Regions from separate parts of the Mus musculus genome. Here region 2 is linked to region 1. The links are chromatin loops, found by intact Hi-C in ENCODE. Cell type or tissue: heart. All regions are shown on one strand. Region 1 holds the start of Pex12 (peroxisomal biogenesis factor 12). Region 2 holds the start of Heatr6 (HEAT repeat containing 6).

What was found. Hi-C counts contacts between places; a loop is a spot of excess contacts. Peaks named below come from ENCODE experiments on the same cell type or tissue, not always from the same donor. Only the 100,000 strongest peaks of a DNase experiment are listed, where the experiment ranks them.
Region 2: it touches region 1 in a loop (3-fold over the local background); 1 of 42 quality-filtered maps calls a loop at or near these places.

What each region holds. Positions count from the first base shown.
Region 1 is chr11:83,296,878-83,301,877 of GRCm38, reverse strand. Pex12 (peroxisomal biogenesis factor 12) reads left to right here and starts at 2,901. Exons shown (of 4, transcript NM_001364762.1): 1 at 2,901-3,166; 2 at 3,325-3,562; 3 at 3,837-4,390. The coding sequence starts at 3,437. It also overlaps a transcript of Ap2b1 not described here. In heart, CTCF peaks have their summits at 241 (motif pointing left) and 2,910; DNase peaks (open chromatin) are centred at 2,887 and 3,487; H3K4me3 peaks cover 2,269 bases; H3K27ac peaks cover 1,993 bases.
Region 2 is chr11:83,750,715-83,755,714 of GRCm38, reverse strand. It overlaps Wfdc21 (WAP four-disulfide core domain 21), which reads right to left. Exons shown (of 3, transcript NM_183249.2): 3 at 3,069-3,221. Heatr6 (HEAT repeat containing 6) reads right to left here and starts at 2,078. Exons shown (of 20, transcript NM_145432.3): 1 at 1,774-2,078; 2 at 1-5. The coding sequence starts at 1,992. In heart, no CTCF peak of the experiment used is centred here; a DNase peak (open chromatin) is centred at 1,984; H3K4me3 peaks cover 1,609 bases; H3K27ac peaks cover 1,262 bases; H3K27me3 peaks cover 1,300 bases.

The DNA of each region.
Region 1 (5,000 bases):
TGTGAGCTGCTATGCGGGAGCTGGTAACAAAATCCAGGTCCTTTGAAAGAGCAGCTAGTGATCTTAACCACTGAACCATCTCTCCAGCCGCCAGATTTGAAACTTAAAAAACTCATGGTAGGACTGGAGAGATGACTCAGTGTTTAAGAGCACTGGCTGCTCTTCCAGAGGTCTTGAGTTCAATTCCCAGGCAATCCCATGATGGGTCACAACCATCTGTAATGGGATCTGATGCCCTCTTCTGGTGTCTGAAGGCAGCTACAGTGTACTTGTGTACATTAAAAAAAAAAAATAAATCTTTATATATTAAAAACAAAAAACTCAAGGCAACTGGGTGTGGTGGCACAAGCCTTTAACCTCAGCAATCAAGAGGCAGAGGTAAGTTGATCTTTGTGAGTTCAAGGCCAGCCTGGTCTACAATGTGAATTCCTGGACAGCCCGGGCTACACAGAAAACTGTCTTTGAAAAACAAAACAGATGACTTAACCCAATTACATTTATTTACTGAGCATCTATTAAATAATTTCCTATGTAACTTACATTTAATATATACTTAAGATCTCCAAACCTGATGGTCAGGCTTAGCCTTTAATGCCTTCTAATAGAAAGGTTAATCATGTGCCTTCTATTAGACTACACATTTGAGACTGGGGTTTTTAATGCATTATTTGGTAACTAAAAACTGGCACATTACCAAATTGAAATAAAAACTGACACTATTTTTCTTTCCAGAACTGGGAAAGGATCCTAGGGCTTCACACACGTCCTACCACTGAGTTATATAACCAACCAGGACATACTATTTTTAACTTTTTCCTTTTCTCATGGAATACAGTTTCCTTTTTATAGAGTAGTCTTGTGGGTCCATTAATCAGGAAATCTTGACCCTCTGGCTAACCATGATTGATCAACTTTAAACCAAGATTGCTCAAATGGGTGTTTTCCCCCTTCCTCCCCCTTTCACCTCTTTCCCCCTTTCCTCACTGCCAGGTAGCCCACTGCCTCAGGCGCTGGGGTTACATATATATGCCAGCACCTTCTGTCAGAAGAATCTGACCGTGGACACAATGAGCACTTGACACTTGTTCACTGTAACAAGGTTACTTGGATGAAACGTTACTAATTCCTGCTAGAGAGAACGCTAAGGGAGTTATATAGTCCTGTTCTTTTTGAGCTATCTTGTTTTGTGAGCTACTCCATTTAAACGTTGCATCTGTACAAGTATGTGTCGGTACCTCAGGAGACCAGAGAGAGCACTGTATCCCTGGAGCTGGGCTTACAGTTAATTGTGAGCCTCTGAATGTGGGTGCTGAAAACTGAACTCAGGCCCTCTGCAAGAGCAACAAGTGCTCTCACCTGCCCATCATCTCTCCAGCCTTCCCACCTAGAGTTTAAGTTCCTTTTGTTTTAAAATAGCCTGCTTCTGTTCTTTGCAACTAAAAACCTTAATTGATGCAAATGTTTCATTTTCTACCTGTTTTAGCTATTTCTTAGCTGTGTGTTTTTGCTATTCACTTAAAAGCATAAACAGCTAGAGAGATGCTCAGTGGGCTGGAGAGATGGCTCAGTGGGCTGGAGAGGTGGCTCAGTGGGCTGGAGAGGTGGCTCAGTGGGCTGGAGAGATGGCTCAGTGGGCTGGAGAGGTGGCTCAGTGGGCTGGAGAGGTGGCTTGGTGGGCTGGAGAGATGGCTCAGTGGTTAACAGCACTGGTTGCTCTCGCAGAGGACCTGACTTTGGTTCCCAGCACACACATGGTCTGTAACTCCAGTTCCAGAGAATCAAACATACTTTTTTGACCTTTGCAGTTACCAGGCTGCATGTGGCACATACATATATGTGCCAGCAAATACTAGTACAACCTAAAAATCTTTTTAAAATTAAGACCCCATTGGTTAGCATGCGATATTTACCAGATGCTTTATGTAGTTCTCGGGTCCTTAAAACTCAAGGCTGAGCACGAAAGCCAACTTGAATGCTAGCCAAGGATATGTACATAAACCTTAAGACTCTTAAGCTGAAGCCGGGCGTTGGTGGCGCATGCCTTTAATCCCAGCACTCGGGAGGCAGAGGCAGGCGGATTTCTGAGTTCGAGATCAGCCTGGTCTACAGAGTGAGTTCCAGATCAGCCAAGGGCTACACAGAGAAACCCTGTCTCGAAAAAAAAAACCAAAAATCAAAAAAACTTTTAAGCTGAAACAAACATTATTTAAAACAAAAATCTTTAATACTTTTTAGAAATTCAACAATTGCACTTCTGACAGTGACTTTAGTGAAGTATGGATCATACTTTAGAACTATAAAAAAACTTCAAAATTTAAATTGAAACTAAAACCAATCCCTTTATAAGGTTCTCATTATACAAACCAATTGCCCACTTTTATACCCTAAGGTCCTCTAGAGCTGAATGCTACTATTCAGTTCGAGAATCATAACGATCCCTGCGCTGCTAATACTGCTAATACCTACTGAGCTGGAGGGCAGGAATCAATTTCATCTAGCAGAATGTGCCTAGAGCTATAACTTAATTTTACACATGGATGACAAGTTAAGCTGTCTGTAAGTAAGTAAAAAAGTAGCCGTCCTAAATTCTGGTAGGCAAGAATGAATCTTTTGTCATTTTAGTAAAACTTGCTGATAACTGACTAACACTCGGGAAGGTGGCCGACTTTGAGCTAAGCACCACCTGGCAGAAAGGACCTGGCTTGATCTCCCATGGCAACCGGCGTCAGGCAGGGACCCCAGCTCGGCACAGAGGCTCGAGTACCGCCCTCCAGGAAGCTTCGCTCAGAGCTAACCAGGAACAGAATGCACTCACTGCACTAACCCGTCGCCTCGTCGTCAGGGGGGCGGAAACGGAAGTCCCAGTTGGTCATAGAGTTCCCGAGTTCCGGCTCAGGGCTACATTCGATGCTAGAGCGCCTGTCTTCCGCCCGCCGTGTGGAGGTCCTCGGAGCTTCTGTTTCCGGGTACGGTTTCGGTCACAAAGCCGAGACCTCCTTTCGCAGGTGGCGTCACGGGTCCTCTGCTCCGTGCCCGAGGTCAGCAAGCAAGGACGGGCGCTTCTCAGGCAGCCGCCGGAGCCGGGCCTCGCAGCTCCCGGACTGCGGTTCGAGCGACACGTTTCTTGGCCCACTCCCCGCCTCCGAGTCACGCTCTGCCCTGTGAGGTGCAGCATTTGACAAGTCATTCCCCAGACCCCACGTGCCACGTCCCCAGCTCCGGAGTTAACAGTCCTTACTTTGAGACTCCCTCTCCTCCGCCTCCATATAAGCTCCCCCCACCCACCCCCGTTGATTTTTCACTCCTGTAAAATTCAATTTTTAGTTTCAGGTGCCATGCAGAAGGACTAAGACTCAGCACCCGTTTGATACAAAAACAAGTTCATGCTCACTAGAGTGTTCGTGGGAAAAGTGAATCCCAGTTCACACAAGACACAATGGCTGAGTATGGGGCTCACATCACAACTGCTTCAGTGGCGGACGACCAGCCATCCATCTTTGAGGTGGTAGCACAGGACAGTTTAATGACAGCAGTGAGACCCGCTCTTCAGCATGTGGTCAAGGTAAGGTATTACTTCTCTGAATCGTTTCAGGGACGACTGGATAAAACTCCAAACATTTTACTAGTAACCCTAAGTTTGCAATGATCGCCATGTGTCATTTGTATCCAGGACTTAATGGGCATCCATTCAAAGAGCTCTGTACTCCATTCCTATGACCTCAGGAACTCAGACTATACCCCAAAAGCCAATTACTTAAGCCAGGTGTATTGAATTTAAAAGGAAAAGGCTGATGTGAATACAAACTGAAGACTGTAATAAAATGTTTTTGCATCAGGTTCTTGCAGAATCAAATCCTGCGCACTATGGCTTCCTCTGGCGGTGGTTTGATGAAATCTTCACTCTGCTAGACTTCCTGCTCCAGCAGCATTATCTTTCTAGAACTAGTGCCTCATTTTCTGAACACTTTTATGGCTTAAAGCGGATTGTGGCAGGGAGCTCGCCGCATCTTCAGAGACCGGCCAGTGCTGGTCTTCCCAAGGAACACCTCTGGAAATCTGCCATGTTCCTTGTCCTTCTTCCCTATCTGAAAGTGAAGCTAGAGAAGCTGGCTTCTAGCTTGAGAGAAGAAGACGAATACTCTATTCACCCCCCTTCTTCTCGCTGGAAACGATTCTACAGAGCCTTTCTGGCGGCCTACCCTTTTGTTAACATGGCCTGGGAAGGCTGGTTTCTTACACAACAACTGCGTTACATCTTGGGGAAAGCTGAGCATCACTCTCCCCTGCTGAAACTGGCTGGAGTTCGGTTAGCTCGACTGACAGCTCAGGACATGCAAGCTATCAAACAGAGACTGGTTGAAGCCAGTGCAATGCAGGAGCCCGTCAGAAGGTAAGGCCATTCCTAAAACCCCTTTATTAACAAAATTTGAAAATTTGTACCAATCATCCGGTCTACCCTAGCTATTAAGTCACAGAAGTTATTCCTCACATCCATAAAGCATGGGCCACCATCCTGGTGACCTCTCTCATAATAGGCACACCTTTGTGCATGCTTGGTGTATGTAAGAGCCCCATGCGTGGTATTTGCTTTGTGTTATCTTATGCCTCATCACAACCTGAATTAAATGCAGTGGCTTCATTTAACAGTTGAGGGAACCACTAGCCAGAAGATGGCAGAGCAAAGATTCAAGGCAAAGCGATATAATTAATTCTAAAGACTTCTTACCAAGGATGCAACATTACCTTTGTGGAGTGTTAATTCTCTCACAAGTTCAACATGTATGCATCCCAGTGTTGATAAGTTACTTTTTAGGTAAACTGCTTCTTCTGGATGGATTATCTATCTTCCATTTAAAAATTCTCTAAAGTTAAGTATCTGATGCCTTTCTCAAATCAAAACCTAAGTTTCTGTTGTTAAAAACAGCTTGGGGGCCGGGCAGTGGTGGCACACACCTTTAATCCCAGCACTTGGGAGGCAGAGGCAGGCGGATTTCTGAGTT
Region 2 (5,000 bases), 450 kb before region 1:
ACATCCTATTAAAAAAAAAAAGGAAAACAAAGATAAATGCACCTGTTAGCCAAGTGAACATCCCCAAATCCCATAGTCAAACGGAAAAGCTCACTGACTGTTCCACACTCAATGAGAAAAAAAAAAATATCCGAGTCAAAGATGAGGCAGAAAGTGGGGGCTGGAGGAATGAAGTTAACAAAAATTTGTTAGGACTAAAGGAAAGGAAAAGCGCTTTTTACCATACAGTGCTATTAAATAAATGCCAACACAGAAACGCACATGCTACAGCTACAGCTAAAAATACCAAATGAGCCAAGCATGCAATGCTATTGGGCAAATCAGAAATAACACTTACACACACACACACACAGAGAGAGAGAGAGAGAGAGAGAGAGAGAGAGAGGGAGAGAAAGAGAGAGAGAGAGAGAGGAGAGGATGCTATCCACAGATTACACCATCTACAGATGCTTAATGAACAGAAAGGCTCTGGGCATATAGTACGTGTCAGGCAGTAGGCTAGGTATTTTTTTTTTTTTTTTTTTTGACTCCAAAGATGAACCAAACACTTCCCTGAACCACAGAGAACTTGTCTCCTCGAGAGGGAGACAGAAAGATAACAAAGAAGATCTGAAGAACAAATAGAACTTTGCCAGACAGACAAGTAATCAAAGAACAAGGGGAGGGGATGGAGTGGGGGAACTCTCAGAGATGCGCAATGTCCTCAGGTGCCTGAACCCGAGGCACCAAGTGCCAAGTGACTGAACCCAAGAGGAGAACAAGGAGAGAAGAATGGAAAGGCACACATTTTGTTGTTGTTGTTGTGCAAAATAGCCAAGTATATAAATAAAAAGCTCCCTTAATTTCACTTAGTTCCACTCTGCTCCCTTATCCGTGGTGAGCTGCTCGGGATTCTTTTCCCCTTTACATCCTTAAGCCCCATATTTTTCTCTTACTGTTTGGCCGCTTGCTTCTGCCATTTGCCAATATACATAGAAAATCTCTGATTATGCGTACACTTGTATGCGTTTTGTTTGTTTTTTGTTTTTGTTTTTCCAATAGCAGACTCTGGCAAAGAATAGTCTGGAATGGGGCTAGAATAGAGGAAGATCAGTGAGAGACTAGGGAGAGAAGAGTGTGAACTGAGAAACATGTTTGAGACAGACTGAAGAATTTTAATCCAACAGGCTCCAGGGTAAAGAAAAGAAGCAGTGTGCATGCCTTGTGTGTATTTGGGGTGGGGTAGGGTAGAATGAATAGGGGATTAGGAGTATGGGAGACAATGTATTCATCTATACGAGCTATCAAGTTTGAGATGCTCGCAGGTAGGACTGGCTCAGGGGTTCTGGGAATCAGTGATATACAAGAGCGGATGTGTATGAATGAGATGATCCTGACAGGAGAAGTGGAAGCAAACGAGAGCTAGTGCCGAAACAAAACAGAAAATACAGGCCTTACGACAAATTTAGGTTCCAATCTAGCTCTGCCATTTGCCCAAACCGTGACGCTGGATCTCTTGTGAGCTTCAGTGCGTACATCAGCGAAATCAACTAAGACTACCCTCGCTCCGACATTCCCGGAGTCGCTCACCAGGGATGGCAGCTGAGGGCGTCAGAGCAGAAGCCTTTGAAAAGATGCTGGCTTGCAAGCTTTCAGATGGAGGGCAGAGAGATATGGCACGGACCGAGGGAGAAAGCCAGCCTGGAACTAAGTCATCCGGGACGTGGGTGAGAGCCGGAGGGGCCGGAGGGAGGAACCAGCCGTTGTCCGGGCAGGATGAGGCGCGCCGCCTACCTCGGGGGCCACGCCGCCGCCCTCGCTGTAGTTCTCGGAGATGAGCTGGTCGAAGAGCAGGTGAATCTCCATGCGGGACACGGTGCTGTCATCCGGCTGCAGCGCGCGGAGCCTGGCAGACAAGCGGCGGAACCCATCGTCCTGCTCCGGCGACAGTTCCCGCGGGGCCTCTCGCGGCTGCCCACAAGGAAGAGAGGCGGCGACCTGCACCGCCGCCATTTTTCCTCCGTGAGAAAGCCTGGGAAATACTTCCGGGGCACCGCTTGGGGCAGGGCCTGGGTGTGTGCTCCAGTTCCGGAAAGCCATCATTTGAACTGTAGGTTGCAAGTCGTTCTGTGATTAGGATAGGTAAAAGGCAGCAGAAATAAGGCCACCCACCACCCCTTACCCTCTCAGAAAGTTTGCTCTTGGGCAGGGCTGACGTTGCTAGAGTTTCAGATTCTGGCTGGAGTTGGAGAGCACTCTTCTACATGGCAGTGACAGAAAAGTGAGCTATATGGCTTCCTTCTACTCTTGATGTTCTGATAGGACACAAGCTGGAGTTATCACAGAGAAAGGAGCTTCAGTTGGGGAAGTAAGTGCCTCCATGAGATCCAGCTGTGGAGCATTTTCTCAATTAGTGATCAAGGGAGAAGGGCCCCTTGTGGGTGGGACCATCTCTGGGCTGGTAGTCTTGGTTCTATAAGAGAGCAGGCTGAGCAAGCCAGAAGAAGCAAGCCAGTAAGTAACATCCCTCCATGTCCTCTGCATCAGCTCCTGCTTCCTGACCTGCTTGAGTTCCTGTCCTGACATCCTTTGGCGATCAACAGCAATGTGGAAATTGTAACCTGAATAAATCCTTTCCTCCCTGACTTGCTTCTTGGTCATGATGTTTGTGCAGGAATAGAAACCCTGACTAAGACAAAAACTTAACGTATTGACATTAGTAGCTTTTTCACGATTAGGATTAGATAACTGAGAGGAACAGTTTAAAGGAAGGAGGATTTATTATTATTATTATTATTATTATTATTAATTTTTTGGTGCACTATTTTAGGTGGTTTAAGGCTATGCTTGACTGAATCTGCTGCTTTGTAGTAAAGGAGAATGATCGTGACAGCAGGGGTATTTGGTTGAGGCTTCTCACCTAAAGCAACCAGGAAACAACAAGAAACATGTCAAGCCCAGGACAAAATACCCCGTTGACCTATCTCCTCCAGCATGGCCCCTTCTTCCCAAACAGTACAATCAACTATGGACCAGGGAGACGTGTCATATTCAAACCATAACAACCTCCAAGAAAATAACTCAAGAAGTGTTGAGACTTTTACATTAATGATTTATTAAAAGAAACAACTCCTTGTCCCACTCCACTGTGCTGCTTGTAATCTCCATACATGGCCTCCATTTTCAACTGTTTTCTTGGTCACAGAGCTCCAAACAGACACATTTTTTTTTCCAGGTAGAAGCTATAGGAAGAAATGAACAGTAATCAGGGAAGATGGCCTTTGAGAAAATTCTTTGTTGGAGAAATAGATATAAAAATTATACACGAGACCTGCTGTTTTGGGTACCTGGCTACTGCCCAGAGTGCAATGAGAAACATTAGATCTTGATGCTGGAAATCCATAGCACCATCAGAAAGCCAGAAAGCACTACAGGTGGGCTGGATAGATAAATACTCTGAACATGAACACTTTGGTGCTGGGGGCCAGCCCCGGTGGGGTCTTCTTTCTTGTTGGTTCTCCTTGAGGTAGCAGAGGGGGGAAGATCACTGGCGGAGGGTACGACTTTTGTCTTGTGAGATATTTAGGGTTGTAGTATAATAATTAAAAGTTCACTTATGTAAGTCCAAGTTACTGTGCTACTGTAGCTGACCTGCCTTCTATGTTCCTGAGGCCAGAAACTGCAGTCTCTGGCACTTAGCACCTCATCCTAAAACAGCAGGAGATTAAGTAAAGGATTAATTGCTAGAACCTTTTCCCTTTTGTTCAGATGCCTCTTGCTTGTCAGGCTATTGAACAATAAACTTCTATTGAACCAGAAGAGAATAATGCTTGCAGAAGGAAAAACTTTTATATAAGCAAATATGCATAAACTTACGTAAATTCATACACAGAATCACATATGTGCATTTATACACTTCCATTAAAACCAGTTGTGTCCAACTTGCATACATTCTCACAATTACATACTTACACACACATGTCTATACTTACATATGCATTTGGAGCAAAAGACCAAGCACAGGTTTCAGAAAGAACTCACTGATTCTACATGGAAAAAGAGCTCCAATCTTTATTGCATAGGGAAAGAAAACGCTTCTAGCCTTTTAATGCTAAATGAGTTAAACCCAAGTTTGTAAGAAGAAAGCTTTGTTCCTTTATAAGAATAAGCCTGCCTTGCTATTCAGAAAAGACCTGTTCTGTTCCATGGTAAGGAGAAGCCTGCCTGCTCCTTCTGCTCTATGCAGCTTCTTTTTTCCCCTCTTTCCCTCTGCATTCTGCACATTGCTCTCTTAGATTTTTATGTTACCTATAGTTTTTAAGTTATTCCACTCTGCATTCTCCTCATTTTGCTCTCTCTTCCTGCTCTGATGTCACAGCAATGCTCTTACTCTCAATGCCTTTTCTCCCAATGATATGCCTTTACTTCTAAGTTCTTCTTGAGTTCAATTCTGTCTAAAAAGTTCTCTTGTGTCCTGACTAAAAGAATTATCCTCAGTTCTATTCTAAAAAGTTCTGTTCAGATCTGTCTAAAAAGTGTTCTGTCTAAAAAGTTCTCCCCAGCCCAGTTCTTCGTTTTCTTTTTTGTCCTTAGCACTAATATATCTTTCAGAATATATGATCAGATGGTAAAAAGTTCATCATAAGTTTACACAAATTCAAATCATAAATTGAAGTTTACAACAGAGAGTGTTTACATGCATATCCATTAGGAGTAATTATCCCACTAAAGATTCATCACCTGTTAAAGTTCCACAAGTTCTTTGAGAGTTAAAAAAACATAACTAAGTTATTAGTGATGTTTTGTATAGATAAATCCAGTCAATATTTTATCTTCTGTCCTAGCATCTATAATAAATCATTAGTTCCCTTTTTATGACCTTTGGTTAATGGTTTTACAACCTTTTGGAATGTGCTTTGAGTAGTAGAAAGTCTGGTTACTATCTAGAAGCAATTCATTGGTGACACAATGGAGACTGACAAAGTTCTCATTGCAGTTTTAACTATCAGAAAAGTATCTAA